Regions from separate parts of the Mus musculus genome. Here region 1 is linked to region 2. A link is a loop called in an ENCODE intact Hi-C map of the cell type or tissue named here. Cell type or tissue: left cerebral cortex. All regions are shown on one strand. Links, peaks and the distances in the headings refer to the core of each region. The heading gives the core; the rest is flanking DNA. Region 1 overlaps Zfp984 (zinc finger protein 984). Region 2 holds the start of Zfp993.

Region 1 (16,335 bases), core at 2,770-10,769, 1.3 Mb after region 2:
AAATAAAAGAGCAAAGTCATTAAATGGGATATTCCTTAATGCTTTTTTTCTTCAGCACAGTATCCCATCAACATCTATAGAAAATTCTTACTGATATAAACCACATGATGCAACATAGAGATAGCAATCAGAATGCTTAAAGCCTGTCTGAAAATTGCTGGGAGCATTTCTACCTCATAGAACATGTTTAGAATTCACCTTATTTCATTTGACCTGCAGAAACAGTACATGTATTTATTAAGTGTGTTGTACTTTTTTACAGAAAACCACCTCAGGCAATGGCTCAATCTAAATGGCAAAGATCATGGTGTAGTGGCTATTCCTGGTTGTCAACTTGACTATATTTGGAATGAACTACAATCCAGAATTGGAAGGCTCACCAGTGACCTTTATCTGGAGGCTTGGAGATCCTTATCTGGATCTTGGTTTGGAGATCTTGAGCCATAGTGGCTATGGATTCCAGAAGATTGAATCTCCGAGTTTAAGGAACACACCTTTAATCTGGGCTACACCTTCTGCTAGAGACAATATAAGGACATTGGAAGAAGGGAGTCTAGCTCTTGCTCCTTCGCCTGCTTGCTGTGTGAGACTGAGTAACTGCTAGATCCTTGGACTTCAATTCACAGCTGCGACTGAACAATTGTTGGGAATTGGGCTGCCAACTGTAAGTCATCAATAAATTCCTTTACTATCTAGAGACTATCCATAAGTTCTGTGACTCTAGAGAACCCTGACTAATACAGAAGTTGGTACCAGGAGTGGGGTATTCCTGTGACAACCTGACCATGTTTTGGGGAGGACTGTGGAAGGACTTTGGAACTTTGGGCTTGAAGATCCATTTGTTGTTAAGAGCTCTGTCAGATGCTGTGTAGGAGCTTGGAAGATAATGTTGAGAACAGTGCAGAAGATGGAGGTCTGGTTTGTGAAATTTCAGAGGGAAAATTAAAGACTCTTTTCAGGGCCATTGCTGTTTTGATTGTGAAGATTCTGTAGTTTTGGTTAGCTGGGGCTGAAGAATCAGTTGTGATTAACAAGATAGCAGAACTACTAAAGCAAAAACTTTGAATTACTGGGACTATTGATGCTGGTTAGCTGGAGCTAAAAAATTAGCAGTGATTAAGAAGAGACCAGCATCATTGAGGTGACATCTTCTGGGAAGTGTTTTCTGAAAGCACAAAGAGGCTGTGTTCCAGAGATAGTCAAGGTTGTACTCCTGAAGCAGCGGGACTTGGTAATATATAAGGGTCACCCAGGTGGTACTGGTTTTGAAGGCATGAAGGGGTCACGCAGAGCAGCTAAGGCTCGACTCTGTGAGAGGCCATGGAAGGCCATTGGTGAAGGTGCAGCTGCAGTTGCAATTGAAGGCCCAGGACTAAAGGGGTCATGCAGTGTTTTGGAGATGCCAGTACCATGAGATGACCACCAAGAGCAGCAGCAGCAGTGGAGTACAGGCATCTGGAGCCTAGAGGACGACGCGTGTACTACAAAGGGCATGGCTGGAGAAGTGACCCAAGCCCTTGGAGGAGCCCAGAAGATTGTGAGTTGGATCCCAGACACTGGAAGGTTGGACACTGATTTTTGCTTTTGATTGTGACTGTGCCCTGATATTTTCCCTCTTGAAGGAAGAAACTATTTTAGTGGAGCCCACAGTTAAGAGACTTTTAATTGTAAAAAGACTTTGGATTTTAAAAGAGATGGATATTTTCAAGAGATTGAAATTTTAAGAATATGTAAAGGCTGTGGGATGTTTAAAGTTATTTAGACCTTGGGGATGAATAAGATTGTAAGGGTTGAGGCTTACTAGTGATGTTTTTGTGTGTCAAGTTGACAAGGGGTCAATTGTACTGGCTAGTTTTGTGTCAACTTGACACAGCTGGAGTTATCACAGAGAAAGGAGCTTCAGTTGAGGAAATGCATCCATGAGATCCAACTGTAAGGCATTTTCTCAATTAGTGATCAAGGGGGAATGGCCCCTTGTGGGTGAGACCATCTCTGGGCTGGTAGTCTTGGGTGCTATAAGAGAGCAGTCTGAGCAAGTTGGGGGAGGCAAGCCATTAAAGAACATCCCTCCATGGCCTCTGCATCAGCTCCTGCTTTCTGACCTCCTTGAGTTCCAGTCCTGACTTCCTTTGGTGATGAACAGCAGTATGGAAGTGTAAGCCGAATAAACCCTTTCCTCCCTAACTTGCTTCTTGGTCATGATGTTTGTGCAGGAATAGAAACCCTGGATTTCTTCAAGATGATAAACTTGTCATCATATTTACTTATAACCACTCATATCAGTGTCTAGTGCACACTGTTGAGAAGAAAAGTGTAGCTTTCTAACTTACTCCTCCTTCAAGATGGACTTGTTTCTGCTTTACTTGCATGCAAAACTTGGTGTGAGGTCACTTATCAATTGAAACTTACCTGGGCTATTTAAAAGGTAGAATGTTACAATTCAGCTCATAAAAATCTGCTTAAAACTTCATGTGAATGCTAAATCATTGTTGGATGTATAGGACAATCCAGCTACTGAGTGCCAGAGAGAAATTAGTGTTCAGGACCTTATAGCACCAAAGAACATGCTTTTAAGCTTGTCCCTGTGACTATATCCTCTCTTAGATCTGCTTCCTGCTTTCTCTACAAGCTTCCATCAAGCAGATCCATTATGAGTTAACACATGGACTCTTAACTGATTAGGCTAAACAATTCTTCAATTCCCTATGCCTTGTGGAAAGACCTTCCCATACACATGCAAAAGCATGTCATACTATTCCTCTAGACTGCTTTTAGACAATTTTAATATTAAATTGTTCATTTTATTTTATTTTGTTTAGCCTTATTTATGAATGTTCGTCCTGTATGTGTATGTGTGTGCCACGCTTGCATGCTTTCTCTCAGTGGACATCAGAAGAGGAGGTCAGATTCCCACAAACTGGAAGTCTAGGTGGTTATGGAACGTGATGTGGTGCTAACAGTCTAATCCTGTTCCTTTGCAAGAGCAACAACTTCTCTTCAAATTTCATCCATCTCTAAACATGTAACATATAACCCCATTTATATTAGTCATGAATGATTCTTGTTTAATAACCATGAACTATTTTATAGTGTGGGAACATCAGTGGTGAGGATTAAGATCTGAGTCTCATGCTTATACCTTACATTAAGAAAATGGTGGAATCTGATACAACCCATTTTCCTTCTGGAGCAGATTTCTTGGTTGATGGGATGCTGGATAACAGCATTTTCATGTATTATAAATTCCTTCACAATTAGGGTGCCTCCTCATAAAAGTGAATACCTAAATACTTCATATATAGGATAAATCTTCTTTTCTCACATTACAATGAACCCATAAGAGTCTCCAGCTCTGGGTTCCATGGATACAAAATAGTTTTATCATACATAGGGATCCTTCCTAATTGGTAAAATATTGATATGAAGGGTCAGCTGTCCTTTAACATATCCAGGCTTCACATTCCTCTCACTCTCTTTCCTGTACTGTTTCTTGTGTCCTACACAACACTTCCAGATCATTTTTAATTTTTAAATAAAGTTTATTTATTTCAATTTTTTAGGGAATATGATCTTTGACTGCATGTAGCTCTGTAGACTTCAGAAATGCAGAAGCTATAGCACCAAGACAATGGTAAAAGATATTCTGGACCTGCATAGTGCAAGAAGAAGTGCCCTTAACTGGAGAGCCACATCTTTGATTCTCAATTAGCTGCTGTGGAGACATAAATCAATAAATATTGGGACAGGATTCATGGAGCATGAAGGCTACCTTCTTAGAGTGCCAGGGTAAGTGCCAGCACAGTCAGGAAAGATAAGTGAGGTGAGAAAGATATTTTGAGAAATTTGGAAGTAGGACACTGGTTGTGAAAGACATTTTCACATAATTATGTACATGAGGGCTTACAAGCATGAAAATGAGTCACTCGAAAATAGGAAAAAAGAAAACATCTTCAATAACCAGTGCTGGTCTAACTGGCAGTCTGCATGTAGGAAAATGAAAATAGATCCATATTTGTCACCTTGCACAAAGCTCAAGTTCAAGTGGATCAAGGACATCAACATAAAACAAGACACAATCCAGGAAATAGAAGATAAAGTGGGAAAGAGCCTCAAACTTACTGTCACAGGGGGAATTTCCTAAAAAAACTCCAAGACAGAAAAGGATGTGCAAAGTTTCCACAATAACTTATCACAGTACAGCAGTGCTTGCACATAGCAAGTAAGACTTAGAATGTTTTCAGTGTTCAAATAAGGATATGAGGAAAACAAGTTTTCTCCAATTACAAGAAACATAATTCTTCAACTCAAGACCTGCAAGTATCCCAAGAGAATAATCCAATCTGATAAAATACTTAACAGGATATAGAATAATACAAGAAAAATCCAAAAAAAAATGAGATTTGGTTTTATACATTCCTAAGGAATAATCTGATAACTGAGAAGAGCACTCAGTGTCTAAAAGGTTCTTGGATATGCTGGTTTAGCATGCAAACTGCTAAAAGGATCTCTGTAGGCTGATGGGTGTAAGGTGTCATTAATGGTTCTCCCTAGATGATGACCCTTGTGCTGGAATACCAACCTGTCTGACAATGTATGTTGACAGGTGTAGTAGTGACAAGTAGGTAACAGAAACTTTACTGGTTTGAACTAAAGTCAGCCTACAAAGGAAATACAGACATGGAACTGGAAGCTCAGGCTGAAAAAGTGAATTTATAACTGACATACTGCTATATGTAGAAATACGGAAATATATTTAAATTGTTGGTGCTTTCAGCCCAAGTCAAAGAAACATGGTTTGTAAAGGAAAACTGCCAATTCAGAGAGAGCTGAATAAAAAGCCAGCAGTGGGGGAAAGGCAACACTGTAAAAGAAGGAGAGAGTGGAGTTATGGAAACCCATGCTGTCACTTACCATGGAACATGGGATTATGAATATATGACAGCCTGGATACCCATCCAAAACCTTCCTCAGAACATACATGAAACACAAGGATAGGATGAAAACACGAATAACAAGGGACGGGACAGGGATAGAAGACATGGTAACTGTGTAAGCACTCTGGGACACTTCATGTGCGAAGGCCATTCACCTGAAAAGGCAAGCACTAGGAGATTTAGAGAGCACATATTAAACTCTAGGAACTTTGTAATATCTGCAATACCAAAGAAACCAGATAATGCAAATCCTCTACCAGAATGTTTCTCTGTGAATATTCTAACAATTGTAATATTCATGAAATGAGTATAATCCCTAATTTATGTGATAGAAAATTTATTGACAACAGGAATTTCTGTAAAACAGAAATTGGAGATGCACGGAAAAACACATTGCTGTCATAAATTTACAATATGTATAACTTGATGCCCTGGGCATTTGTAGACAGACAGCATCAAGTGTGTAATAAAAAATGGGCATAGGAATACATGAATTTTCAGGGAGTAATGAGGACATTTTTCAAAGTATGTCACTTCATGATTCTTACCTGTGACATACAGGCTGAGTATCGTTGTCATTTCTACCAGCAACAGACCATAAGTTCCTGCTCAAGTGACAGATGTTGTACTTTAAATTCAAAAGTAAGAAATACATAAAATAAATGTATGTCCGGGAATTGTTTTTATCTAATTGTATAACAGGAAAAGCACATCTTCCATTTCATGGAGACTGAACAAGAGCTCATTCTAGAATGGGAAGAAAAACCCATGGGTTTACCTACTTCCACTATGAAGTCAATATGAACACTAGGGCTTCGACTTTAAATCTTGCAACTGACATTTCCTCAAATACACACCTGATCCTGAAGAGACACAATTCCACATGCTTGAGCCTTCCAGTCAAAGTTTACTATCACTTGTTTCATCAAATCTGTTTTACAGTAGATAAACTCAAATAGCAACATGCAGTGTGCAAACATTGGGACTCTTGAGTACTAAAAGGCCATAGCATTGTAGCCTAGCATTCCCTAGGAAAGTCTCTCAGATATTGGATTCCTGTACTCTCTGGTGTATCTGCCTATTGTCACATCTAAGTGCTGTAACAATGTTTATCTCTTTCCAGATGTCTTGTCCTAGCCCTTACCATCAAAAGAGGTGATATTATATTAGCATACAGTAGTACTAAATATTTATCCATAGCTTAAAATCAGGAGAGTATGGAATCATATTTTTCAAGCCCTAAGAGAAAATAACTGGCAACTGTAATGTTAAATTCAGAAAAGTGGCTACAAGTATTGACAGTGTAAAACATATATTTTCACACAGTGTGTGTGTGTGTATATATATATATATATACATATATATATATATATACATAAGTTTAGACACCGTTTTACTCAAAAACCTACATAGAAAATAATCTAATGAAAATATACACAAAAGAATAAGACATAAAATTTTCATGAGAACTTCGGAAAGAAGACATTTTTTTTGTGAAGAATGAATGAATATAAGAACACTAGGAAATATTCCTCATGTCCTACATAGTAAAGCTCTTTCGCCTACAATGAATGGAGACATTATGAACCATATTTTTGCCACTCATAATGCCCGCAAACCTTCTAGATTGCAAATGCTAAGGAATACAGTATGGCAAAGGACAGATTTTCATTGACCAATCAGCAAAGAAGTTCACAATGAAACTCTTGGTAGAAGTCAGAATAGATAGCACAGCTATCTACATAATGAAGACTATTATATGTAAATCTTGGTTTTCAGTTCAGGAAGAAATTCTGCCAAACTAAACTATTGTGTAGGGATATTCAAGCCTGTTCTGACTTAGGGTGTGGTTCAGCACAAGGCACACAGCTTTCCTCACTGTGGTTGGAATACAAGCAAGCCTTTAGGATTTGCTTTAATCCCAAATAACGAAAGTACATTTACTAAGAAGAAGGAGGTGCACATGTTTGAAAGTGTTGTCTAACTGAATGGCAGAAAATGTGAAATATCAGAGAAAGATCTTAGAGAACAGGATATGCCCAACACTCCTGAGATGAGAGAGGAAGGGGAAGCTACTTAAGGAAGAGAAAGACAGTACAGGAAGAAGAGATGGTAAAGGAATACAGTAGGGTGCATGGGCAGGAGTACAGTACAGTTGAGAGAGTAGAGCCACAGAGAGGGAGAAGGACACAGTTTTACTGGGAGAGTTTTACAGAGTCAGATTGAAGAGGGAACATGCTAGGCACGGGCAAAGACAGAATGAGCAGGAGAAAGAGACGGAGCCAGAAGATTTAAAAATGAGATTGCTACAGTTAATTTAAGGCCAAGCAGAGCAATTCTGTGTCTGAGAACCAGGCTGAATGAGTCAGCTGGGAGAGTAGTTTGAGCCTGAACAGCTGAGTTGAACCAGACAGTTAAGAGTTGAAATGAGGCTGGGCAGTGGTGGTGCATGCCTTTAATCCCAGCACTTTTCTGAGTTCGAGGCCAACCTGGTCTGCAGAGTGAGTTCCAGGGCAGCCAGGACTCTACACAGAGAAACCCTGTCGGGAAAACCAAGAAAACATTTTTTTTTTTTAAAAAAAAAGGAGTTGAAAGGAACCTAAAAGAAAGGGGGAACTTAATCCGCAGGAAATTTCAGGGGTTGAAAACACTCTAGGACTAAATAAGATTTTTAAGAGGCTAGAGGCTTACAGGACTAGGCCATGGTAATTAGACGACAGGGCATATGAAACTGGCAGTAGGAAGTGACCAAAGTCCATCTCTTGGTGAAGATGTAATATTTTAAAAAGCTTTCAAACATTGTAGAATTGCTTTTTCTCTGACAACACTCAGGGTTAACAGAACCTACTATATATCTTCTCAATTGTACATTGCTGCAATCCTGTCTTCATGCTTCAATGAAACCTAAGGGGTAACATTAATAACTAAGACTATGAAGACGCATCTCTGGATGCTGTATTTACATCAAAGACTACATATACCTCAGTGTGAAACTAATGGAGACTATAACTTTGTTAGGTTAATGTTAATATTTACAGCAATATGATGGTGCTTTATAACGTAACGAAATTTTCTAATTCAATCAAATCTCCACCAATTCCCCATATGACAAATATCTACAAAGCTCTCTCAGGATGCCTACTCAGTTCCCTGGAGAAAGGGAAATGAGATGGCAAATGGAGGAACAGGGGAGTTAAGAAAGCATGAACGAATTTGAATTACAGGAGCTTTATAAAGGCTTTTGCAAAGACAAACCTCCCGGTATACAAACTCCAGATGAAGCCAAGAATCTATAAGGATACTTTAGAAAAATATTCTGGCAACCATAAAATTGATTAAAACATCACCATGAACCCAAGTCACAGGATCTCAAACTTCCTGACAATGGTAAGATATCCACAACAGAATTGTGAGAGTAGCGACAGAAAATGCACCCCTGCTCCACATGCCTGCCCTGCTCCTGCCCATTTACCAGCCCAACAGCTCCTCTGACCTGGAAGGTGACAGGACCAGCTGCTCAATGTCCTAGGAGGCCAGCACAACAACTGCAGCTTAAGGAAGTTTTCAGGTGCTGTAAATACTAGGCACTAGTCTCCCTCCAGGACTTCCTGACCACGAGGCAGCCAAGGTACCAGGAGAAGATGGAACTTCCTGTCATTTCTGCCTGGTTCCTCAGAGCCCCTCCTTCTGAACCCGCCCAATACTCAGCAGCTTCCTGCCATTCTTCTAAACCCATCTACTTCAGGGCTTTTTAATTAATTAGCTTCCCAATTCTTGAGAGCAATTTTTGTGGGTTTGGATTTTTGCTTGCTTGCTTGCTTGCTTATTTAATTCGTTGATTGATTTTTGGATTGATTGATTCTTTGTTTTTATTTCGTCTTTTTCTTAATCTTATCTAATGAAGCAGGAGGCCCACCCTCCCCATCAGGAACCACTCCTCCAACTCTGTTGTGGAAACACAACTTCTCAGGACCTACTCTGCTCAGCTTCCCACAAGGTTGCTGCCAGACTAGACCAGAACTGAATGTAGTAGGACACTGCACCTGGGTTCTGAACCCTTCAGATACAACGGATCCTGCCTAACTTCTCATATTGGGAGTCTAGAATCCTGGGCTAAAAATGCACACAATTAAGCACTCCCTCTGAATTCTGATGCTCAATACCCAAAACAAAGTAAAACTAGGATACAATGTCTTTTGCTCAAACTATCAACTATGTATGTATCTTATAAAGAGAGCAATTTACATGATATCCAAGGTAAAGAATAGAAAACCCAGAGTCATCATCAAAGAGATCAAAGTGTGTAAGCCACATATATCAACTGAAAGAGGACAGGAACAAAATGATTCCTGGGCAAGAGAATAATAGCAAATGCCTGAAGGAAAGGAGGACAACATAGGATATGAAAATTGAGTTCAATATGTGCTTAGAAATAAACAAGGAAAAGAGCCTGAAAAGAAAATGCAGTAAGGCAAATAATAATAACTCATAGAGAACGTGTGGGAGACAGATTATTAGACTTGGACAAAAGGTAGAGGAGCTGGATGCCTTAGTCAAAGAAAATGATGAATTAAAATGATGTCAGATTTAGGCACAATATTATTTACTGCTTGAAAGGTGAGGCAATAAATAAAAATTCCTTTGAATAACTGTCTAGATTTTTATCAAAAGAAAGAATAAAGAAAGGAAAGAAGGAAGGGAGGAAGAGAGGAAGGAAGGAAGGAAGGAAAAAATAAAAACAGACCTACAATACATACTGCACTTTTTAGCCATTTGTTCATAGAAGATTCCCTGATTGTGCTCTATAATACTCTATGTACACCCATGCATATCTTCATAGGCTGGCGAAAGGAGACTCGAGAATTACCCAAGTCACCTTAGAGAATATGGCTGGAAGTCAACTCTTTTCATGATTGTAATGAGTTCCAGGATTCTCTTGTGACCTCTGAGGTTCAAAACCTGTTGTGATGACTGTGAGAAGTTAAAATGGATTCTAGGCCAGCATGGAAGTGAGAGCTCAGAAGCACAAGTCTAGACCTGATGGTCTTTCTTTAGAGAACAGGGTTCTGAGCCCATGGACACCTTCCAGAATGCAGGGCTACTTGTTACCCATTGTGGTGAGTTTTAAATTTTCCCATATTGTGCTTATGTGAAAAGAAAAAAAAATTATGTCAAAAGTTCACAAGTTAATTGATTCTGCATATGTGGATAGATTAAACACTGGTGATTAATAATGCATATGAGTTAAGAGAAGAATAAATAACCTTTCCCTCAGAGATAATTTAACTAAGTGCGAGTCCAAAGATGAATTCTCTACTTCCTGTTATCTAAGCCTTCCATCCTCTGTGTGTCTATTCAGTTAATTTAAACCTGTAACTTGCTGAATGCTGCCTTGTATATATCTCTCTTCCTGTGTGTCTACCTTTTGTCTCCATGTTCGTGTCTATCTGTGTACTCTGTGTGTATGTCTGTTGGCTTTTGTATCACCATTGCTGGTCTTAAGAAAGACCTTTGCAATATTTTCGGGAACATCAAGAAAACCCCATCACATGGGGAAGGAATGGTATAGTATACAGAAATCTTTAACAGAGTTTTAAAAAGGATGAGGTAACTGGCTCCAAGTGATCAAGAAAACAAACATTTACAGACATCACTGTTTATCAATCAGTACACATAATGGTATATTCATTTTGGAAGATTGTACTAAGCCTCTGCATTTCATGCATTCAGCAAATGACACTCAGGCAGTTTCTGGACATGCCTTGAAAAAGTACATAAATTACCATTGTATCAATCAATTATCATTGTACCAATGCATCACGTTAGGTTTTAAAAATTGATAACAAGAGAAATACAAGGAAAATAACGTTTCTTTTTACATTGTTCTTTGAAAAAATGCTAAAACATAAAGTTGAATACACAGTAGAACTGCAGTTTTAAATCTTAAATTTCTTCAAGTTGCATTAATTCTGGTTGTAAGGTCCAAGAAAAATCACCATCTATTAGAAAGTAAGAACTTTTGTATACTGCATTGCCACACTTGTGGTTCTGCAAATGCATAGGAAAGCACCATGGTACAAGACTCCATGAAGTTTGGATGGCTGTATTCTTAGTAAGATGTCTGGAAATATTAAAAAAAAAAAAAAAAAAACCAGAACCAGCTTATAAGTGTATGAAAGTGATTCTAATGAAGTCTCTGAATTCTGAAAGAGATGGAGTTCCAGTTGGTCTTGTCTTTTCCACTGGGTTTTATCAACTGAGTTGTTCTACAAAGTGGTTTCATAAAAATAAGCAAACACTGCAGGGCACTGACAACAAAAGGTGTTGCTTTTTACAAACTGACAATAAGTCTTCATTGCTAATGACCAGACTTACACAACTCACTGTGTATGAAGAGGTCAAGCTGGTGCGTCCAAGAGCATTGGCTCTTATGTTCCACAGTCCTCGTTATGGGAAGGGCTTTGCAAGCTATAAAAAGTGAAATATATACACAAAACCAACCAAAAAGACATTGATCTAAGATTTGTCCTTCCTCCAAAATAAGCTATGAATTTATTGTGAATAACACTAGAACTAGAAACATCGATAAAATAGATTTTTTTCTGTAGAGAGAAAAAGGATCTTGTGGTCAAAAATAAGCTCTAGGTAACCAGGAATATAAAACCACAGAGTTCTCTCTTCAGTGGAAGAAAAGTACACTTTTTTCTGACCAGAAGTGAGGGAATGGATGTAGTAAGTGGCATGGTGAGCTGTGCTAGATGTAGTTCCATAGAACACCTGAAGGTCCCAAACAATAAAATTGTCCCAGACAATCTTCCCTTGATCATTGTTTCTCAGGCAATACAAACAAGCCTTGCAGGAGTTGTGACATGTATCTTGTAGCTTGGTGTCCTCTACACTGTATGCTTGATCCTCCTCTAGGCCCTTTAGTTTTAGAATCCAACTTTAAGAAAGACTCACATAGACTTTGCAAAAGACTTTTGAGGTAGTCATACTTTCATCTTCACTGTGCACAGAGGATTGAGACAATTATTACCAAGAAATTTCTTTCCAAAATTTTACTGTGCTTAATTATTTCTAAAATAAACCACCCTGGGGTCAGAATCTAGAAGTTACACTCAACATTGTCTACAGGAAGAATGGATAGCACACTTACTGGTTTTAACTACTCAGAAATCCCTGAGTTTGCTCAAGCTCAGGACATAAAATACCAGCAATCTCCAACCACGGGTATTTCCAATCCTGAAAATCCATCACCTACAACTAAACCCTATACAAAGCCTGCCTCCCACTCATTTCTCTTCTGCTTCTCACCTGAGCAGAGGCAGCCTCCCTCCAGTGTTCTTCCCAGTCATTATCTTGTGTGTGGTTAACTGTCCCATGGGGCTTTGTAGTTTATCTTGACTTCTGAATACCAGGAGACTTTTTACTTCAGATGTTAACACAGGCACTGGGAAAGATTTTCTCTGAGTGCTGTAGGAATTTCATTGGCAATAACCCACAACACACCCACAACCAGTGCTGAAATAATTACAGAGTGGTATTGAACTAGATTTCTTTTTTGTCTCATGGATTGTTACTCTACCAGAACTAGTGTTTGCAGAGACTCCCACATTTATATCCTCTATCCAGTAAACATCAATCATCGTCTTTCATTCTGACTAATGAACTCAAAGCTGAGCCAAAAAATTTCTTCCCCTTTGAAATTTTAGCTTCTTGATATCTTCACTTAAAAGGACCCATAGGAAAATATACTTTATCAGCAATCAGCAAAATATTTCACACAAAAAATGCACAAACATATATCAGAAATTTGAGACTAGAAAGTGTGATGTACAAATACTAATGCTTGGGCTAGTTCTTTTGAAATATATTATAACTTTTACCTTAGCTTTTTGGGGGCAGATTTGTCAATTAGTGAGTCTATGGATTTTATTTGTTTGCTTGCTTGTTTGTTTTCCTACTGAGATACAGAAAGGGAGATCCAGAAGGGAGAAAAAGTGGACAGGAACTGAGAAGACTAGAGGGAATGGAAACTCCCCAAGATATATTGGATGAGAAAACAATCTTCATCATTTTGGATGGATTCTTAGTGATGTCTTTTGGATTCAGTATTTGAGTATTTTATTGAGTATTTTGCATCAATGTACATAAGGGTAATTGTTCTGAAAGTGTCCACAATGACATGAGCATACTTCAGCCTCTCAAACTAGGATTGTGAGTATTACTAATGTGCAAAACATGATTTTGCAACAGTACTGTGTGAGTCACAAGGGTTACAAATATTAAATTTTGTACATGAAGAGCACTCCACTTCTGTTCAGGAGTCTGTTTGTTGTCGTTGTTGTTATTGAAACTCATTTTATCAATGCTGCATACTAATGGAAGTTTGCCTAAAATATTTGTGCTTCCTTTAGGTCGATATTTCCAAGGAAAAGAGGATGTGTTGATCTGTATCTGCCTTTGCATTTCCCTCAGACAAATGTCCTACAAGATTAGACTGGGACACAATATGGAAAAAAACTGGTCTCTAGAGTCTACAAAAAGAAAAGAATTCACCCCGAAGCCCAACCCTAAAAAAGTAATCAATCCAGTAAAGCCTTTTCATGTCACTATCACAAAAATGTCATAAAAGAATTTATAATGAAGAGAAATCCTACAAATACAAGCAATGTGCTTAGCGTCAGGTGCATCTGTGGACAGCTAGAAGTGTCTTTACAGCCAACTTCTAGACCCAGTGAGGACACTCCTCATCTGTAGGCAACAGCCCCTGCATCTGTTGCCATGGCACCCAACATGGCACCACTTCCCTTTCACACGCTTCCCATCCTCATGGACTGAATAAAAGAGTGTTCCCTCATTGCACAGACCCTTCTCTTCTTCTGACCTCTCACCATTCTCAGAGGCTCTTTCTGCCAATAAATCCTCCCACATGACACCTGAAGCTTGGTGTGATATGTCCAGGATTTTGCCTGCCTCTTCTAACAAATATGAAGAAATGATTTCTGTTAACCTTGTGACTCATGCAGTATTGTTTCTGTTACATAAACAAATTCATGATAAAGAAAAATTCTGTGAGTAAGCTTTTAGATGCCTTTACAGGAATTAATGCATTCACAAGTAAATGTAGGAAAGAACTCACACAAGAGAAACACACTATTCATGTGACCTTTTGATGAAGACTAAACATCATAGTTGTCTCTCGTGATCATTAATAGTTGTGGGAGTTTGTATTTTGAAATATTTGAAGCCAATTTTAAAGTTTAATGTATGTGAGGCAAATCCATTCACAAAACTTTATTAAGCCATTGTTATACTCCTTCTGTGGATCCTGGTCATCTTCTTCTGCATTTTCACATGGTGATCTCCCCCCCCCCACAATGTATAGCATGGATGCTGATCATCTCTGTGATCCATTGTTTATTTAAATATCAGACTGTGTGTACTCATACTTTCCAAGTAAGGTGTTTGTGAAGGGTGTTGTGTGGTTGTTCCTGGTTTTAGTTTTCAGATTTTCACAAAATCCCTAGAGATGATGCTTGCTATCCAGCCTCATTTGGATGTCAGTCATTGGGCAAGGCTACATTTGAACTCTTTATTTTCATGTGTCAGCCTCATGAATACATGTCCAATGGTAGAAGATGTAACCCTAACATTTACTGTTTTGTCAACATATTTAACAATGTTCATGTTCATATGTTTAATAGAAGAGAATATCAAAAACATTAAGTAGCTCATCAATCAGAGATGGAACCAAGTAGAATAATCAGCAATCAACTGCATATCTCACAATATACCTCACTTGCTATGACTATGTGAATATTATTTGATACTTCATGTTTCTTCATGTTCCCATTAGTTATGTTTTGGCACTGCATCTTCAAATAGTCACTTCTAATGAATTATCTAGAGATGGTAGATACTGTAACAGCAATAAAATTAAATGGAAAAATTTATGGTGTGTGTGCATTTGTATGGTATTTATACAGTGATTTTGGCCATTAGTGATATGAGAGAGAGAGAGAAAGAAAGAGAGAGATACTCATATTTTTATAGTGATTTACGCCATAACTGATATAGGTAGATTGGAAGACAACTTTGTACAGTCTACATTGGACATTTCGTTAAAGATTTATTTATCTTATGTATATGAGAACACTATAGCTCGCTTTAGACACAACAGAAGAGGGCATCAAATCCCATGGTTGTGAGCCACCATGTGGTTGCTGGGAACTGAACTCATAACATCAGAAAGAGTATTCAGTGTTCTTACCCACAGAGCCATAATTTTAGCCCCTGCACATTTTTTATATATTGATTAAGGTCAGATTTCTAGCTTTGCATCCTACAGACATTTTACACTGAGCCTTCTCACAGATGCTCAAAAAAGCTTAGTCTTTACATCAATAAATATATTGTCTTCTTTCTCGTTGTAAAGATATTTGCCACAGACCCTCTCGATCCCTGTGTCTGCGTGGAACGGGTCTCTGGGGCAAGTGGGCAAAGCGTAGGATTAATTGACAAACAGACGCACACAGGAGAGGTGTTGAATCTGAATGTAATCTCAGGTCGAGCATTAGACTATTTTATAATACAGAAAATTACCAGGAGCTACAAATCACATCAGACAAGGTACACTGAAATTTACCAGATACAAGAGAATGACTGCAAAAGGAATTTGCAGGAATTAAATAAATGTTTACAATAGAAATTAGCAGCCCTGCCTAGGATCAGCCTAGTGACAAGGAAGAATTTCACACTTTAGTGTTAATAGCACCAGGGGGTAATTACTCTTGGCAGGCCTCAAGAATAATGTAGTGTCACAGACCCCTAAATTCCTAGGCCTTGCTAAATCTTATCTTGTCTGGAGAATCTGCATTTATCAGCAGAGTATATCAACTTGCTCTTGGCATGGAATGTAGCCTGTACTAAAGATTTCTATCTCAGTGAGATTCCCAGGCTCTTTCTGCAGACCAGTTGAGTTAATGGCCTCCTGTATTGTAATGCTTAATTAGTTACTGAATAGGTTAAAGTCCTTGCTGTTATCTGGGATCTTGGAACACTGGGGGAGGCTTTAGCTATGTCAGAATTCAAACTTAAAATGCACTTATAATAGGGTAATACTAAATAGAGAGTACGTGGATCCATACACTAGACTAACACGGGAGTGGAAAATTAATTTATGGGTTAGGGAGGGCGCCAGACTCCAGGAGGGAGTTTCCATGAAACTCTTTTCCTCATGAGCAGCTTTTAGGCATCCCTGCCTGACAGGCTGACTCCACCAGAGTACCGTGGCAGATATTGTCATTTCAAGATGTACTAAAAGATCAATTTAAATAATAAATCTTATTTGAAAATAAGATTGGTTCTCTGTATAGCACTGGCTGTCCTAGAACTCACT
Region 2 (16,335 bases), core at 3,729-11,728:
GGACAGCCGCTAGTCATCCTGGCCCCCCATGCAGTAGAGGCACTGGTCAAGCAACCCCCTGACCGCTGGCTATCCAATGCCCGCATGACCCACTACCAGACAATGCTCCTAGACACTGACCGAGTTCAGTTCGGACCAGTGGTGGCCCTCAATCCTGCCACCTTGCTCCCTCTACCGGAGAAAGGAGCCCCCCATGATTGCCTCGAGATCTTGGCTGAAACGCATGGAACCAGACCGGACCTCACCGACCAGCCCATCCCAGACGCCGACCACACCTGGTATACCGATGGGAGCAGCTTTTTGCAAGAAGGACAGCGAAAAGCTGGGGCAGCAGTGACGACAGAGACCGAGGTAATCTGGGCGAGGGCCCTGCCAGCTGGAACGTCAGCCCAGCGAGCCGAACTGATCGCACTCACCCAAGCCCTGAAAATGGCAGAAGGTAAGAAGCTAAATGTTTACACTGACAGCCGATATGCTTTCGCCACGGCCCATGTCCATGGAGAAATCTATAGGAGGCGAGGGTTGCTGACCTCAGAGGGCAGAGAAATCAAAAACAAGAGCGAGATCCTGGCTTTACTGAAAGCTCTTTTCCTGCCTAAAAGACTCAGTATAATTCACTGCCCCGGGCATCAAAAGGGAAACAGTGCTGAAGCCAGGGGCAACCGTATGGCAGACCAAGCGGCCCGAGAGGCAGCCATAAGGACATCTCCAGAAACTTCCACCCTCCTCATAGAGGACTCGACCCCGTATACGCCCTCCCATTTCCACTACACTGAAACAGATCTAAAGAGATTACGAGAACTGGGAGCCACCTATAATCAGATAAAAGGATATTGGGTTCTACAAGGCAAGCCGGTAATGCCCGATCAGTTTGTGTTTGAACTATTAGACTCCTTACACAGGCTCACTCACCTCAGCCCTCAAAAGATGAAGGCACTCCTTGACAGAGAAGAAAGCCCCTACTACATGTTAAACAGAGACAGAACTCTCCAGTATGTGGCAGAATCATGCACAGCTTGTGCTCAAGTGAATGCTAGTAAAGCCAAGATCGGGGCAGGGGTACGAGTACGCGGACATCGACCAGGTACCCATTGGGAAATTGACTTTACTGAAGTTAAGCCAGGACTGTACGGGTACAAGTACCTCCTAGTGTTCGTGGACACCTTCTCTGGCTGGGTAGAAGCCTTCCCAACTAAACGTGAAACCGCCAAGGTGGTAACCAAGAAGCTATTAGAAGAAATATTCCCAAGATTCGGGATGCCACAGGTACTGGGTTCTGACAATGGGCCTGCCTTCGTCTCCCAAGTAAGTCATTCGGTGGCCGATTTACTGGGGATTGATTGGAAGTTACATTGTGCTTATAGACCCCAGAGTTCAGGTCAGGTAGAGAGAATGAATAGAACCATCAAGGAGACTTTAACCAAATTAACGCTTGCAGCTGGCACTAGAGACTGGGTACTCCTACTCCCCCTGGCCCTCTACCGAGCCCGGAATACTCCGGGCCCCCATGGACTTACTCCGTATGAAATCCTGTATGGGGCACCCCCGCCCCTCGTCAATTTTCATGATCCTGAAATGTCAAAGTTAACTAATAGTCCCTCTCTCCAAGCTCACTTACAGGCCCTCCAAGCAGTACAACGAGAGGTCTGGAAGCCACTGGCCGCTGCTTATCAGGACCAGCTGGATCAGCCAGTGATACCACACCCCTTCCGTGTCGGTGACGCCGTGTGGGTACGCCGGCACCAGACTAAGAACCTAGAACCTCGCTGGAAAGGACCCTACACCGTCCTACTGACCACCCCCACCGCTCTCAAAGTAGACGGCATCTCTGCGTGGATACACGCCGCTCACGTAAAGGCGGCGACAACTCCTCCGGCCGGAACAGCATGGAAGGTCCAGCGTTCTCAAAATCCCTTAAAGATAAGATTAACCCGTGGGGCCCCCTGATAGTTATGGGGATCTTAGTGGGGGCAGGAGCCTCGGGACAACGTGACAGCCCTCACCAGGTCTTCAATGTTACTTGGAGAGTTACCAACCTAATGACAGGACAAACAGCTAACGCCACCTCCCTCCTGGGGACGATGACAGACACCTTCCCTAAACTATATTTTGACCTGTGTGATTTAGTAGGAGACTACTGGGACGACCCAGATGGAGATGGTTGCCGCTCTCCCGGAAGAAGAAAAAGGACAAGACTGTATGACTTCTATGTTTGCTCCGGTCATACTGTACCAATAGGGTGTGGAGGGCCGGGAGAGGGCTACTGTGGCAAATGGGGATGTGAGACCACTGGACAGGCATACTGGAAGCCCTCATCATCATGGGACCTAATTTCCCTTAAGCGAGGAAACACTCCTAAGGATCAGGGCCCCTGTTATGATTCCTCGGTCTCCAGTGGCGTCCAGGGTGCTACACCGGGGGGTCGATGCAACCCCCTAGTCTTAGAATTCACTGACGCGGGTAAAAAGGCCAGCTGGGATGCCCCCAAAGTTTGGGGACTAAGACTCTATCGATCCACAAGGGCCGACCCGGTGACCCGGTTCTCTTTGACCCGCCAGGTCCTCAATGTAGGACCCCGCGTCCCCATTGGGCCTAATCCCGTGATCACTGACCAGCTACCCCCATCCCAACCCGTGCAGATCATGCTCCCCAGGCCTCCTCATCATCCTCCTTCAGGCACGGTCTCTATGGTACCTGGGGCTCCCCCGCCTTCTCAACAGCCTGGGACAGGAGACAGGCTACTAAATCTGGTAGACGGAGCCTACCAAGCACTCAACCTCACCAGTCCTGACAAAACCCAAGAGTGCTGGTTGTGTCTGGTATCGGGACCCCCCTACTACGAAGGGGTTGCCGTCCTAGGTACCTACTCCAACCATACCTCTGCCCCAGCTAACTGCTCCGTGGCCTCCCAACACAAGCTGACCCTGTCCGAAGTGACCGGACAGGGACTCTGCGTAGGAGCAGTTCCCAAAACCCATCAGGCCCTGTGTAATACCACCCAGAAGACGAGCGACGGGTCCTACTATCTGGCTGCTCCCGCCGGGACCATCTGGGCTTGCAACACCGGGCTCACTCCCTGCCTATCTACTACTGTACTCAACCTCACCACCGATTACTGTGTCCTGGTTGAGCTCTGGCCAAAGGTGACCTACCACTCCCCTGGTTATGTTTATGGCCAGTTTGAGAGAAAAACCAAATATAAAAGGGAGCCGGTGTCATTAACTCTGGCCCTGCTGTTGGGAGGACTTACTATGGGCGGCATAGCTGCAGGAGTAGGAACAGGGACTACAGCCCTAGTGGCCACCAAACAATTCGAGCAGCTCCAGGCAGCCATACATACAGACCTTGGGGCCTTAGAAAAATCAGTCAGTGCCCTAGAAAAGTCTCTGACCTCGTTGTCTGAGGTGGTCCTACAGAACCGGAGAGGATTAGATCTGCTGTTCCTAAAAGAAGGAGGATTATGTGCTGCCCTAAAAGAAGAATGCTGTTTCTACGCGGACCACACTGGCGTAGTAAGGGATAGCATGGCTAAGCTAAGAGAGAGACTAAACCAGAGACAAAAATTGTTCGAATCAGGACAAGGGTGGTTTGAGGGACTGTTTAACAGGTCCCCATGGTTCACGACCCTGATATCCACCATTATGGGCCCTCTGATAGTACTTTTATTAATCCTACTCTTCGGACCCTGTATTCTCAACCGCTTGGTCCAGTTTGTAAAAGACAGAATTTCGGTGGTGCAGGCCCTGGTTCTGACCCAACAGTATCACCAACTCAAATCAATAGATCCAGAAGCAGTGGAATCACGTGAATAAAAGATTTTATTCAGTTTCCAGAAAGAGGGGGGAATGAAAGACCCCACCATAAGGCTTAGCAAGCTAGCTGCAGTAACGCCATTTTGCAAGGCATGAAAAAGTACCAGAGCTGAGTTCTCAAAAGTTACAAGGAAGTTCAGTTAAAGATTAACAGTTAAAAATCAAGGCTGAATAATACTAGGACAAGGGCCAAAAAGGGTATATCGGTGGTCAAGCGCCTGGGCCCCGGCTCAGGGCCAAGAACCGATGGTACCCACCTGGGCCCCGGCTCAGGGCCAAGAACAGATGGTACCCAGATAAAGCGGAACCAGCAACAGTTTCTGAAAAAGTCCCACCTCAGTTTCAGGTTCCCCAAATGACCAGGAAATACCCCAAGCCTTGATTTAAACTAACCACTCAGCTCGCTTCTCGCTTCTGTACCCACGCTTTTTGCTCCCCAGCCCCAGCCCTATAAAAAGGGTAAAAACCCCACACTCGGCGCGCCAGTCCTCCGATAGACTGAGTCGCCCGGGTACCCGTGTTCCCAATAAAGCCTCTTGCTGATTACATCCGAATCGTGGTCTCGCTGATCCTTGGGAGGGTCTCCTCAGATTGATTGACCACCCACCTCGGGGGTCTTTCAATGCTACAGGCAGTTTTATAGGCAACTGTAGTTTCCTATGAGGCTTTATTAGTTTTCTAAGACATGCAACCTGCAGCACTTCAATAAGATACCTGGTTCTTGTGCTGGTGGTGAGGTTAATATTTGGCTTTTCAGTCTGAGGGAGAAAGCATTCAGAGATACTGGCTGGTTCCAAACTGCACCAGGCTATCAGGTGGGGGGAGGGGAATTGAGGGTGTGTTGGAGGATAGAGGGGCAGGCCAAGAGATAACCAGCAGCCAAGAAAGCACCTATCCAACTATGACTTAATTGATATGTTAACAGGTACCCCAGGTAGCCATTCTTCCTGAATTTCTTTGAATTTTTCCAAGGTTCAGCCCAGCAGGTGATGATTTCAGGAGTAGATATTTTAATAAGTGGAAAATTTACTATGGATTTTTTTTTTCTTTTTTTTCTTTTTTTCTTTTTTTTTTTTTTTTTTTGGTTTTTGGTTTTTTCGAGACAGGGTTTTTCTGTGTAGCCCTGGCTGTCCTGGAACTCACTTTGTAGGCCAGGCTGGCCTCGAACTCAGAAATCTGCCTGCCTCTGCCTCCCAAGTGCTGGGATTAAAGGTGTGCTACCGACAGGCTTTTACTATGGATTAAGACAAAATTAGACAACATCTTTTGAATAATCTTGATCACTTACTTACTGGATTACTGTCTGGATTCTGGGTCAGAATAATTTTCTTCCAGTCTTCCCTCCTCCTCTTCTGTGTTGCTTGGAAAAAGACTCTGTATGTGTATTAACTGTGTGGCTGACTCTCACATCTTTAGGGTAAACTGGAATACTCGGAGAAAAATAGGTATTCTCGTGATATCTTCTCTTTCCTTCATATTGATCCTTTTCTCGGGCATTGACGTCTTTCATTTTTGTTCCATGAACAGTTCCATGTTCATTCTAAACTATATTTTCTCACTTTCAGGTCTCCATATGCTCAGTCAAATCTCCATAACTGTAAATCAACACTAAGAGCACTGGATAGTTAAGGTCAAGGAGACTCTCACAAAGGATCCAGGTATGTTAGAGGTATTGAACAAGGGGTAGAGTGGGGCTCACCTGCCAGTACAAAGAGGACATGAATTTGATTTTGCCAGATTCTATTTCCTTAATGATTCTGGAAAAGAATAATATTAGATGTGATGATATGGATTTACCATGGAAGGCAGTGCTGTCAGCTGTCACTTGATGTCAATATTTAATTAATTTTGATCCTAGGAAATTGCTGCTGCCCATTGAAATCAAAGTTTCTTTTACCCAGATTGAAAGCAGCATCAGTCTATGGGTTTGACAAGGGCAATTTATACATAAAGCAAATATCATCAGTAGATTCCCTCCTAGGGCCTGTGACCTTCCTTACCGGATTTTTAGGCAGATTTTCACTGTAATCTATGGATTTTTTTTTCCTGTGGAGCTTGAAACAGAAAACCTGTTACCCACAGATAGTCAGTCTTGCCAGTATCATAAAAATTTCCATGCCTTGTCTGACAGATTCACATTGCAGCAAGTAGGTTGCAAACCTGAGTATATACATTGATAACTCTGCTTCCTGCCCCAATTTGCCTAGCAGTTTTTGTTACTATGGAAGTTACCACCAGGATGTCTAAGATGTCTGTTGACAGTGTCTGATATGAGGTGGTTTTCTCCAGAAGATCTACTTGCTTTCTGAATCACCTATTCTATCCACTCTAAATGTTTTCCTGTCCTTGACCTGTGTTCTTATTGATATTCTGTGTTGCATTAATCCCCATTAGAGTGGAATAATTATTGTTGACCTTCTCTGTACTGGTTGCTTTAGTTTTGAGTCTGTTTGCCTTATTTCTGAGGTATGTTTCTTCTCTTCTATTCTTGAGAGCTTTCATACTGAGCAGTGTCTACTTTTTACCACAGGGCTGTATAAGTAAGTTTCATTCTCCTACTGTCACTGTAATTTGGGAGGATTCCTGCCTACATCTATTAACCTAGGCCTAGTCATGTAAGCTTCTAGTCTCCATACAGTATTATCTAGGCCTAGTGTGTTTTCAGCCTCTGAAATTTGCTGCTGAATAAGCTCCCCCCCCCTTTCTTTCTTTTTTTCTTTCTTTTTTTTTTTTTTTTTTTTTTTTTTTTTTGGTTTTTCGGGACAGGGTTTCTCAGTGTATCCCTGGCTGTCCTGGAACTCACTCTGTAGACCAGGCTGGCCTCGAACTCAGAAATCCATCTGCCTCTGCCTCCCAAGTGCTGGGATTAAAGGCGTGTGCCACCAAGCCTGGCAAGCTCCCCCTTTCTTATTCCTTCTCAATGCTTAACTAGCTCGTTCAACTCGGTTTTTCCAGCTCAAACTCCTCTCCGAGCTGAGTTCTTCTTTCAGACACTGAATTGTTCCACTTGGCCTTAAATTAACTGTAGAAATCTTTTCTCATCTTCTGGCTCCTTCTCTTTCTCCTGCTCATTCTGTCTTTACCTGTTCCTAGCATGTTCTCTCTTCAGTCTGACTCTGTAAAACTCTCAGAACCCAGGTGCAGTGTCCTAGTACATCCAGCTCTGGTCTAGTCTGGCAGCAACATTGTGGGGAAGCTGTGCAGAGTAGGTCCAGAGAAGTTGTGTGGAAGGCAGCCTGCAACAGAGTTGGAGGAGTGGTTCCTGCTGGGGAGGGTGGGCTTCATGCATGATTAGATAAGTTTAAGGAAAAGACAAAATAAAAACGAAGAATCGGGGCTGGTGAGATGGCTCAGTGGGTAAGAGCACCCGATAGCAGCTGTCTTCAGACAGCTGCTACAGTGTACTTACATATAATAATAAATAAATCTTTAAAAAAAAAAACAAAAAAAAAAAAACGAAGAATCAACCAATCAATCAATGAATTCAGTAAGCAAGCAAGCAAAAATCCAAAACAATAAAAATTGCTGTGAAGAAGTGGGAAGCTAATTAATTTAAAAGGTCCTGAAGTAGGTGGGCTTAGAAGAATTGCAGGAAGCTGCTGAATATTGGGCGGGTTCAGAAGGAGGGGCTCTGAAGAGCCAAGCAGAAATGACAGGAAGTCCCGCCTTTTCAGCATTCTCCTTGTACCTTGGCTGCCTCGTGGTCAGGAAGTCCTGGAGGGAGACTAGTGCCTAGTATTTGCAGAACCTGAAAACTTCCTTAAGCTGCAGTTGCTGTGCTGGCCTCCTAGGACATTCAGCATCTGGTCCTGTAGCCTTCCAGGTCAGAGGAGCTGTTGGGCTGGGAAATGGGCAAGAGCAGGGCAGGCTTGTGGAGCAGGGGGTGCATTTTCTGTCGCTACTCTCACAATTCTGTTGTGGATATCTTACCTTTGTCAGGAAGTTTGAGATCCTGTGAATTGGGTTGATGGTGATGTTTTAATCAATTTTCTGGTTGCCAGAATATTTTTCTAAAGTATCCCTGTAGATCCTTGGCTGCATCTGGAGTTTGTATACTGGGATGTTTGTCTTTGCCAAAGCCTTTATAAAGCTCCTGTAATTCAAATTCGTTCATGCTTTCTTAACTCCCCTGTTACTCCATTTGCCATTTCATTTCCCTTTCTCCAGGGAACTGAGTAGGCATCCTGAGAGATTTGTAGATATTTGTCATATGGCGATTGGTGGAGATTTGATTGAATTAGAAAATTTACGTTATAAAGCACCATCATATGGCTGTAAATATTAACATTAACCTAACAAAGTTAGTCTCCGTTAGTTTCACACTGAGGCATATGCACTCTTTGATGTAAGTACAGCATTCAGAGATGCGTCTTAGTGAAAGATTTCAACTAAGAATATTAGATGTGATGATATGGATTTCCCATGTTAGGCAGTGCTGTCAGCTCTCACTTCATGTCAATATTTAAATAATTTTGATGCTGGGAAATTGCTGTTGCCCATTGAAATCAAAGTTTCTTTTACCCAGACTGAAATCAGCATCAGTTAATGTGTTTGAAAAGGGCCATTTACACATGAAGCAGATGTCAATCCTGGATTCCCTCCCAGGGCCTCTGACCTTCCTTATTGGATTTTAGCCAGATTCTCTGTTTAGTCTATATATGTTTTTCCTGAGGAGCCGGCCTCAGCTTGAACAGGAAAGCCTTTTGTTACCCACAGATAGCCTTGCCACTATGATACTGGAGGCCATGCCTTGCCTGGCAGATTGAAATTGTAGCACACAGGATACAAATCTGGGTATGGCCATTGATAACTCTGCCTCCTGCCCCAGTTTGCATAGCAGTTTCTGGACTCTGAATGCTACCACCAGAGAGTCCATCCACAATATTTGTTGACAGAGTGGATGGTCTGATCTGAGTTGTTCTTCTCCAGAAGATGCTCTTGCTTTCTGAATCACGTCTTCGGTCCAGTCTACACGAGTTTAAGTCCTTGAATTGTGTTCACACTGATGCAGTTTGTTGAATTTGGCCTTATTATATTGTGGATACCAACAAGAGCTTGCTGACCGGAGGCTGATATAGCTGTCTCCTGAGAGGCTCTATTAGTGCCTGACAAATGTAGAAGTGGGTGCTCACAGTCATCCTTTGGACTGTGCACAGGGTCCCCAATGAAAGAGCTAGAGAAAGTACCCAAATACCTGATGGGGTTTACAGCCCCATAGTAGGAACAACAATAGGAACTAACCAGTATCCCTAGAGCTACCTGAAACTAAACCACCAACCAAAAAACAAAACAAAACAAAACCAAAAAACCAAAACCCAAAAAAAACCAAAACATATTGTGGGTCTCATGGCTCTAGCTGCATCTGTAGGTGATGATGGCCTAGTAGGTCATCAATGGGAGGAGAGCCCTTGGACCTGTGAAAGTTCTATGCCAGAATATAGGGGAACACTAGGGCCAGTAAGCAGGAGAGGATGGGTTCTTTAAAATGGGGAGGGGGGAGAGGATAGAGGAATTTTGGAGAGGATACTAGGAAAGGGATTAACATTTGAAATGTAAATAAAGAAAATATCTAATACAAAATGGAAAAAAAAGGATGGAATAATGACTTTTCTACCTTTTCTGGACGGTTTGGTTTAGTTTCAAGTCTATTTCCATTTGTTTTCTGAGGTGTGTTTCTTCTCTTCTTACATTCTAGAAAGCTTTTATAGTGAGTGGTATTAGATTTTCCACAGAACCTTAAAAGTAACTTGTATTTTCCTATTATAATTGTTGTCTGGGAGGCTTACTGCCTCTGTCTACTTACCTTGGCCTAGTCCTGGAAGCCTCTAGCCCCTAAACAATCTTATCTGGTCCTAGAGTGTTTTCACCCTCAGAAATTTCCTGCTGAATAAGCTCCCCCTTTGTTTGTTCATTTCAACTCTTGTTTTTTTTTTTTTTTTGTTTGTTTTGTTTTGTTTTGTTTTTTTGTTTTCCAGACAGGGTTTCTCTGTGTAGAGTCCTGGGTGTCCTGGAACTCACTCTGCTGACCAGGCTGGCCTCGAACTCAGAAATATGCTGGGATTAAAGGCATGTGCCACCACTGTCTGACCTCATTTCAACTCTTAACTGGATGGTTCAACTCAGCTGTTCAGGCTCAAACTACTCTCCCAACTGACTCATTCAGCCTGGTTCTTCTCTCAGACACTGAATTGCTCTGCTTGGCCTTAAATTAACTATAGCAATCTTTTTTAAATCTTCTGGCTCCGTCTCTTTCTCCTGTTCATTCTGTCTTTACCTGTGCCTAGCATGTTCTCTCTTCAGCCTGAGTCTGTAAAATTCTCCCAGTAAAACTGTGTCCTTCTCCCTCTCTGTGGCTCTACTCTCTCAACTATACTATACTGCTGCCCATGCACCCTACTGTATTCCTTTACCATTCTCTTCTTCCTGTACTGTCTTTCTCTCCCTTAAGTAGCTTCCCCTTCCTCTCTCACCTCAGGAGTGTTGGGCATATCCTGTTCTCTAAGATCTTTCTCTGATATTTCACATTTTCTGCCATTCAATTAGACAATACTGTAAAAATGTGAAACTCCTTCTTCTTAGTAAATGTACTTTTGTTGTTTGGGATTAAAGCGAATCCTAAAGGCTTGCTTGTATTCCAACCACAGTGATGAGAGTTGTGTGCCTTGTGCTGAACCACACCCTAAGTCAGAACAGGTTTGAATATCCCTTTACAATATGATGACAGTTTAGTTCGGCAGAATTTCTTCTTCCTGTACTGAAAACCAAGATTCACAAATAATTCTCTTAATTATGTAGATAGCTGTGTTATCTATTCTAACTTCTACCAAGATTTTTATTGTGAACTTCTTTGATGATAGGTCAATGAAAATCTGTTCTTTGTGAGATTGCATTCCTTAGCATTTGCAATCTAGAAGGTTTGCAGGCATTGTAAGTGGCAAAATATGGTTCATATTGTTCTCCATTCCTTGTATGGGAGAGAGCTTTACTATGTTGTACATGAGTAATATTTCCTACTTTTCTTATATTCATTCCTTCATTCTTCACAATAAATGTCTTATTTCATAAGTTCTCATGAAAATTTTGTGTCTTATTCTTTTGTGCATATTTTCATTAGTTTATTTTCTATGTAATTTTTTTGAGTAAAAAAGGTGTCTTAATATATTACTATGTTCAAATGTATGTTTTACACTGTCAATACTTGTAGCCACTTTTCTGGATTTCACATTACAGTTGCCAGTTATTTTCTCTCAGGGCTTGAAAAATATGATTCCATGTTCTTCTGATTTTAATGTATGGATAAATATTTAGTACTACTGTATGCTAATATAATCATCTCTTTTAATGGTAAGGGATAGGAAAAGACAGCTTTAAAGAGATAAACATTGTTACAACACTTAGATGTGACAATAGGAAGATACAAATGGGAGTACAGGAATCCAATATTTCAGAGACTTTCCTTGAAAATGCTAGACTAGAATGCTATGGCCTTCTAGTACTCAAGAGTCCCAATGTCTGAACACTGCATGTTGCTATTTGAGTTTATCTACTTTAAACAGATGTGATGAAACAAGTGATAGTAAACTTTGCCTGGAAGGCTCAAGCGTTTGGAATTGTGTCTATTCAGAATCAGGTATGTATTTGAGGAAATGTCAGTTGCAAGATTTAAAGTCGAAGCCCTAGTGTTCATATTGACTTCATGGTGGAAGTAGGTAAACCCATGGGTTATTCTTCCCATTCTAGAATGAGCTCTTGTTCAATCTCCATGAAATGGAAGATGTGCTTTTCCTGTTATACAATTAGACAAAACAATTCCAGGACACACATTTATATTATGTATTTCTTCCTTTTGAACTTAAAGTACAGCATCTGTCACTGAAGCAGGAATTTATGCTCTGTTGCTGGTAGAAATGACAACGATACTCAGCCTGTATGTCACAAGTAAGAGTCATGAAGTGACATACTTTGAAAAATGTCCTCATTTCTCCCTGAAAATTCATGTATTCCTATGCCCATTTTTATTACACATTTGATGCTGTCTGCAAATGCCCAGGGCATCAAGTTTTGAGTATTGTAAATTTATGACAGCAATGTATTTTTCCCTGCATATCCAATTTCTGTTTTACAGAAATTCCTGTTGTCAGTAAATGGATTAGGGATTATACTCATTTCATGCATGTTACAATTGTTAGAATATTCACAGAGAAACATTCTGGTAGAGAATTTGCATTACCTGGTTTCTTTGGTATTGCAGATATTACAAAGCTCCTAGATTTTACTCTAATCTGTGCTAACTAAATCTCCTAGTGCTTGCGTTTTCAGGTGAATGGCCTTCGCACATGAAGTGTCCCAGAGTGCTTACACAGTTACCATCTCTATCTCTGTCTCATCCCTTGTTATTCATGTTTTCATCCTATCCTTGTGTTATCTACTGTTTTCTGGTCAAATTTCTTGTGGGATTTTTCAGAAGAAATTTGTGAATTTGGTGCAGAATTTGATTATTCCTGAGAAAGTGCTAGAAGGAACACTGAGAGCCTGGGTTTCTGCACTTGATTATTCCTGGCCTAGTGTTTATTGTTCCTAGGAAATCAATATTTCCCTTGTCAATTCTCATTCATTTTCTGACATTCCATGGTACTCAATCATCTGCTTTTTCTCATTGTCAATCTATACTTCTGAGGCCGGGGCGTTGAAAGAGATCATTCATATACCTGTTGAATGCCAAGAGAAATATTTGACATGAGAGAAATATAAGGTCAATGAAATACATAAAAAGCACTAAATATTTGCTGATATCATGGTCATGACAACTTTCTTCTGTAATAGTATCTCCATGTTTAGAATGAATTCTTTTTTTTTTTTTTTTTTTTTTTTTTTAGTTTATCGAGACAGGGTTTCACTGTGTAGCCCTGGCTGTCCTGGAACTCACTCTGTAGACCAGGCTAGTCTTGAACTCAGAGATCCACCTGCCTCTGCCTCCCAAGTGCTGGGATTAAAGGCATGCGCCACCATGCCCGGCCCAAGTGAATTCTTATGTTTTTATTTATGCATAAACATATTTATGTATTTGTGCATATATGTGTTTGTATGTGTATTTGTATGTATGCCAAGAGACCATTATCATACATTCTGTCTTTCATGTGAACCTACCTACAAGAGTGGTGGCCAGAGATGAAATCTGTAACAAACAGCTAGGCTCCGAAGAGTGTCATTGTATTCATATTTATTACTGATTGGGAACTTGAGAACTACCTGGAACAATGCCACAATGCAGATACATGCTTATTCAGGAAGATGTTCTAACTGTGATAGTATTTTAACAGATTTGATATAATGAGGGAATCGTTCCAAGGGCATTACCCTCAAATGATTCATTTTATCCCTCTGTATATATATTCTCCCTGGCAGCCATCAGTGAGTTTCTACCATGTCTCCTCCTTGATTTTGTATGTCAATATATTTTATGCAATATGCTCTCAGCATAAAATATATTCATAGTAACACTATTCATATTCATAGTAACACTAGTCATAAAATTGCATATAGAAGTTATATACGAGTCAATTGTCATTTTTACACTAAAGACCCTTAACTTGATTTTTTTAAATAAAGTTTCTAAAATTTTCTCTGCACCCCATCCCATCCCTCCTCCCCACCCTACTAAGAGGATGTCCACACCTCACCATTCCACCAGGCCTCCCCAGTCCCTGGCACTTCAAGTCTCTGGAGGGTTAGGTGAATGTTCTTTCACTGAGGTCAGACCAGGCAGTCATCCACTGTTTATTTGTCATGATCATCATGTCAGCTGCTGTATATGGCCTGGTTGTTGGCCCCTTTTCTGAGAGATCTTGCAGGGTCCAGTTCAGTTGAGACTGCTGGCATATGGATGGGGCCACCCTCCGCCTCGGCTTCTTCTGGCCTTTCCCCAATTCAACCACAGGGGTCATTGGCTTCCATCCATTGGTTGGGTGCTAGAATCTGCATCTGACTCACCTGCTTGTTGAACCTCTTAGAGGGCAGCCATGCCAAGCTCCTGTCTATAAGCATACCACAGTATGAGTAACAGTGTCACTGCCCTTTGCCTCCCCTTGATATGGATCCTAATTTGGGCCTGTCCATGGACCTCCTTTCTCTCATGTGCTTCTGCAGTTTTGTCCCTGGAGATGCTTCAAACAGGAAGAATTCTGGATCAGAGGTTTTGTGTATAGGATTGCAACTCCATCACTCCACTTGATGCCTGTCCCTCCACTGGAGGTGGACTCTACAAGTTCCCCCTCTCCACTGTAGAGCACTTTATCCAAGGTCTCTCCCTTTGAGTCCTGGGAGTCTCTCACCTCCTAGGTCTTTGGAACATGTGAGATGGACCTCTATAGCCTACCTCCTGAGGCTGTCTATTTCCATTTTTTTACTGGTTCTCGGGCTTCTGTCCTCCCCCCATCCCTCATAATGCCTGATCATGTTTCTCCTTCCCCTCTCTGTCCCTGCTCCCACTCAAGTCCCTCCCTCCTTCTTCCCCCATGACTGCTTTCTTCTCTCTCCCAACTGGGATTAAGACATTCTCACTTGGTTCCTTGAGCTTTTAACCCTTTTTAGTCATTTACGTTGTATTATATACTTTTTTGGGCTTATATCCATTTATTAGTGTGTACATACTATGCATGTCCTTTTTGGGTCTGAGTTACCTCACTCAGGATGGAATTTTCTAGTTCAGTCCATTTTCCTCCAAAGCTCCTGATGTCATTGTTCTTAATAGATGAATAATATTCCATTGTGTGAATGAACCATGTTTCAGTATCGATTCTTCCATTGTGGGGCATCTGGGTTGTTTCCAGCTCCTGGCTATCACAAATAAGGCCACTCTGAACATAGTGGAACACAAGCCTCTGTGTCATGGTGGGGCATCTTTTGTGTACATGCCCAAGAGTGGTATAGCTGGGTTTTAAGGTATATCTATTTCCAATTTTCTGAGGAATTTCCAGATTGATTTCCAGAATACTTGACCAGTTTGCAATTCCACAAGCAATGGAGGATTGGTCCTCTTTCTCCACATCCTGTTCAGCATGTGCTGTCACCTGAGTTTTTGATCTTAGCCATTCTGATTGGTGGAAGGTGGAATCTCAGTGTTGCTTTGATTTATATTTTTCTGATCACTAAGGACTTTGAACATATCTTTTGAAGTTTCTCAGCCTTCCACAGTTGCTCCATTGTGAATTCTCTGTTTAGGTATCTACCACATTATTTGATTGGGTTGTTTGGTTTCTTGGTGGTTAGCTCCTTTAGTCCTTTATATATATTGGATATTAGCCTTGTATCAAGTGTGGGGATAGAGAAGAATTTTTTCCCAATCTGTAGGTTGCCACTTTGTCCTATTTACTATGAAGTTTGCCTTACAAAAGCTTTCTAGTTTCACGAGGTCCCATTTGTCAATTTGTGATCTTAGAGCCTGAGCCATTGGAGTTCTTTTTAGGAAATTTCCCCCTGTGACAGTAAGTTTGAGGCTCTTTCCCATTATATCTTCTTTTTTTTTTTAAAGATTTTATTTATTATATCTAAGTACACTGTAGCTGTCTTCAGATACACCAGAAGAGGGCGTCAGATCTCATGGGTGGTTGTGAGCCACCATGTGGTTGCTGGGATTTGAATTCAGGGCCTTTGGAAGAGCAGTCAGTGCTCTTAACTTCCGAGCCATCTCTCCAGCCAGCCCCCACCTTTATCTTCTATTTCCTTGATTGTATCTTGTTTTATATTGAGTTCCTTGATCCACTTGAACTTGAGCTTTGTGCAAGGTGACAAATGTGGATCTATTTTCATTTTTCTACATACAGACTGCTTGTTAGACCAGCACTGGTTATTGAAGATTTTTTTTCCATTATATATTTTTGGCTTCTTTGTCAAAGATCAATTGTCTGTAAGTGTGTGGTTTAATTTCTGGGCCTTAAGTTCTATCCATTGATCAACCTCTCTGTCTCTGTACCATTACATGCAGTTTTTATCACTATTGCTCTGTAGTAACCTGTAACGTTTACAAAATGAAATGAAGTACACTGTTTTTTAAACATAGCAGCTCCTATGTAGTTTGCTTGGGTGCGCTTTCTGGTTGCTAAATCTAGATATAGAGGCTAGTTTTAAGTGAGAAATTACCTTTCTGTTTTTCAACTCCTTCACAGACTAAGTTTGGCTGCCTGGAAATATCTCTTTGATAGATCTTGTACACATAGGTGTGTATTGCTCTGTCTCCTGAATCCAGGTGTTAAAGATGTGTCCCATGATACCTGGACCTAACATTTTCCTCATTAGAACTTGATCTGTTCCAGGTTGTTCTTGGACTTTGAAACTTGCCTGCATTTTCAAACTCAAACCAGAATCTTAAGTGGGTCAAATTTTGTCTGAGATCATCAGTCTCTCACTTTCTGGTACTCCTTTATTCCTCACACCATGAGTCTTGTTTTTTAAACCATCCCTTCCCCTTTACTGACTCATTAGTGTAGCTACCTCTGTAATTTTAGGTACTTGGAGTCCCTTTTAC

What was found. Peaks named below come from ENCODE experiments on the same cell type or tissue, not always from the same donor. Only the 100,000 strongest peaks of a DNase experiment are listed, where the experiment ranks them.
Region 1: it touches region 2 in a loop (11-fold over the local background); 4 of 42 quality-filtered maps call a loop at or near these places.

The regions. Positions count from the first base shown.
Region 1 is chr4:147,767,271-147,783,605 of GRCm38, forward strand. All of the region lies in intron 3 of Zfp984 (zinc finger protein 984), which reads right to left. Among named protein-coding and RNA genes, the nearest start is that of Zfp984, 34 kb to the right of the region's middle. In left cerebral cortex, for the core only: no CTCF peak of the experiment used is centred there; no DNase peak of the experiment used is centred there.
Region 2 is chr4:146,507,408-146,523,742 of GRCm38, forward strand. Zfp981 (zinc finger protein 981) reads left to right here. Exons shown (of 5, transcript NM_001243138.1): 2 at 5,378-5,470. Zfp993 reads left to right here and starts at 5,442. Exons shown (of 7, transcript XM_030253976.1): 1 at 5,442-5,470. It overlaps 1700095A21Rik (RIKEN cDNA 1700095A21 gene), which reads right to left. Exons shown (of 3, transcript NR_045468.1): 3 at 11,632-12,520. It also overlaps the pseudogene Vmn2r-ps16. In left cerebral cortex, for the core only: no CTCF peak of the experiment used is centred there; no DNase peak of the experiment used is centred there.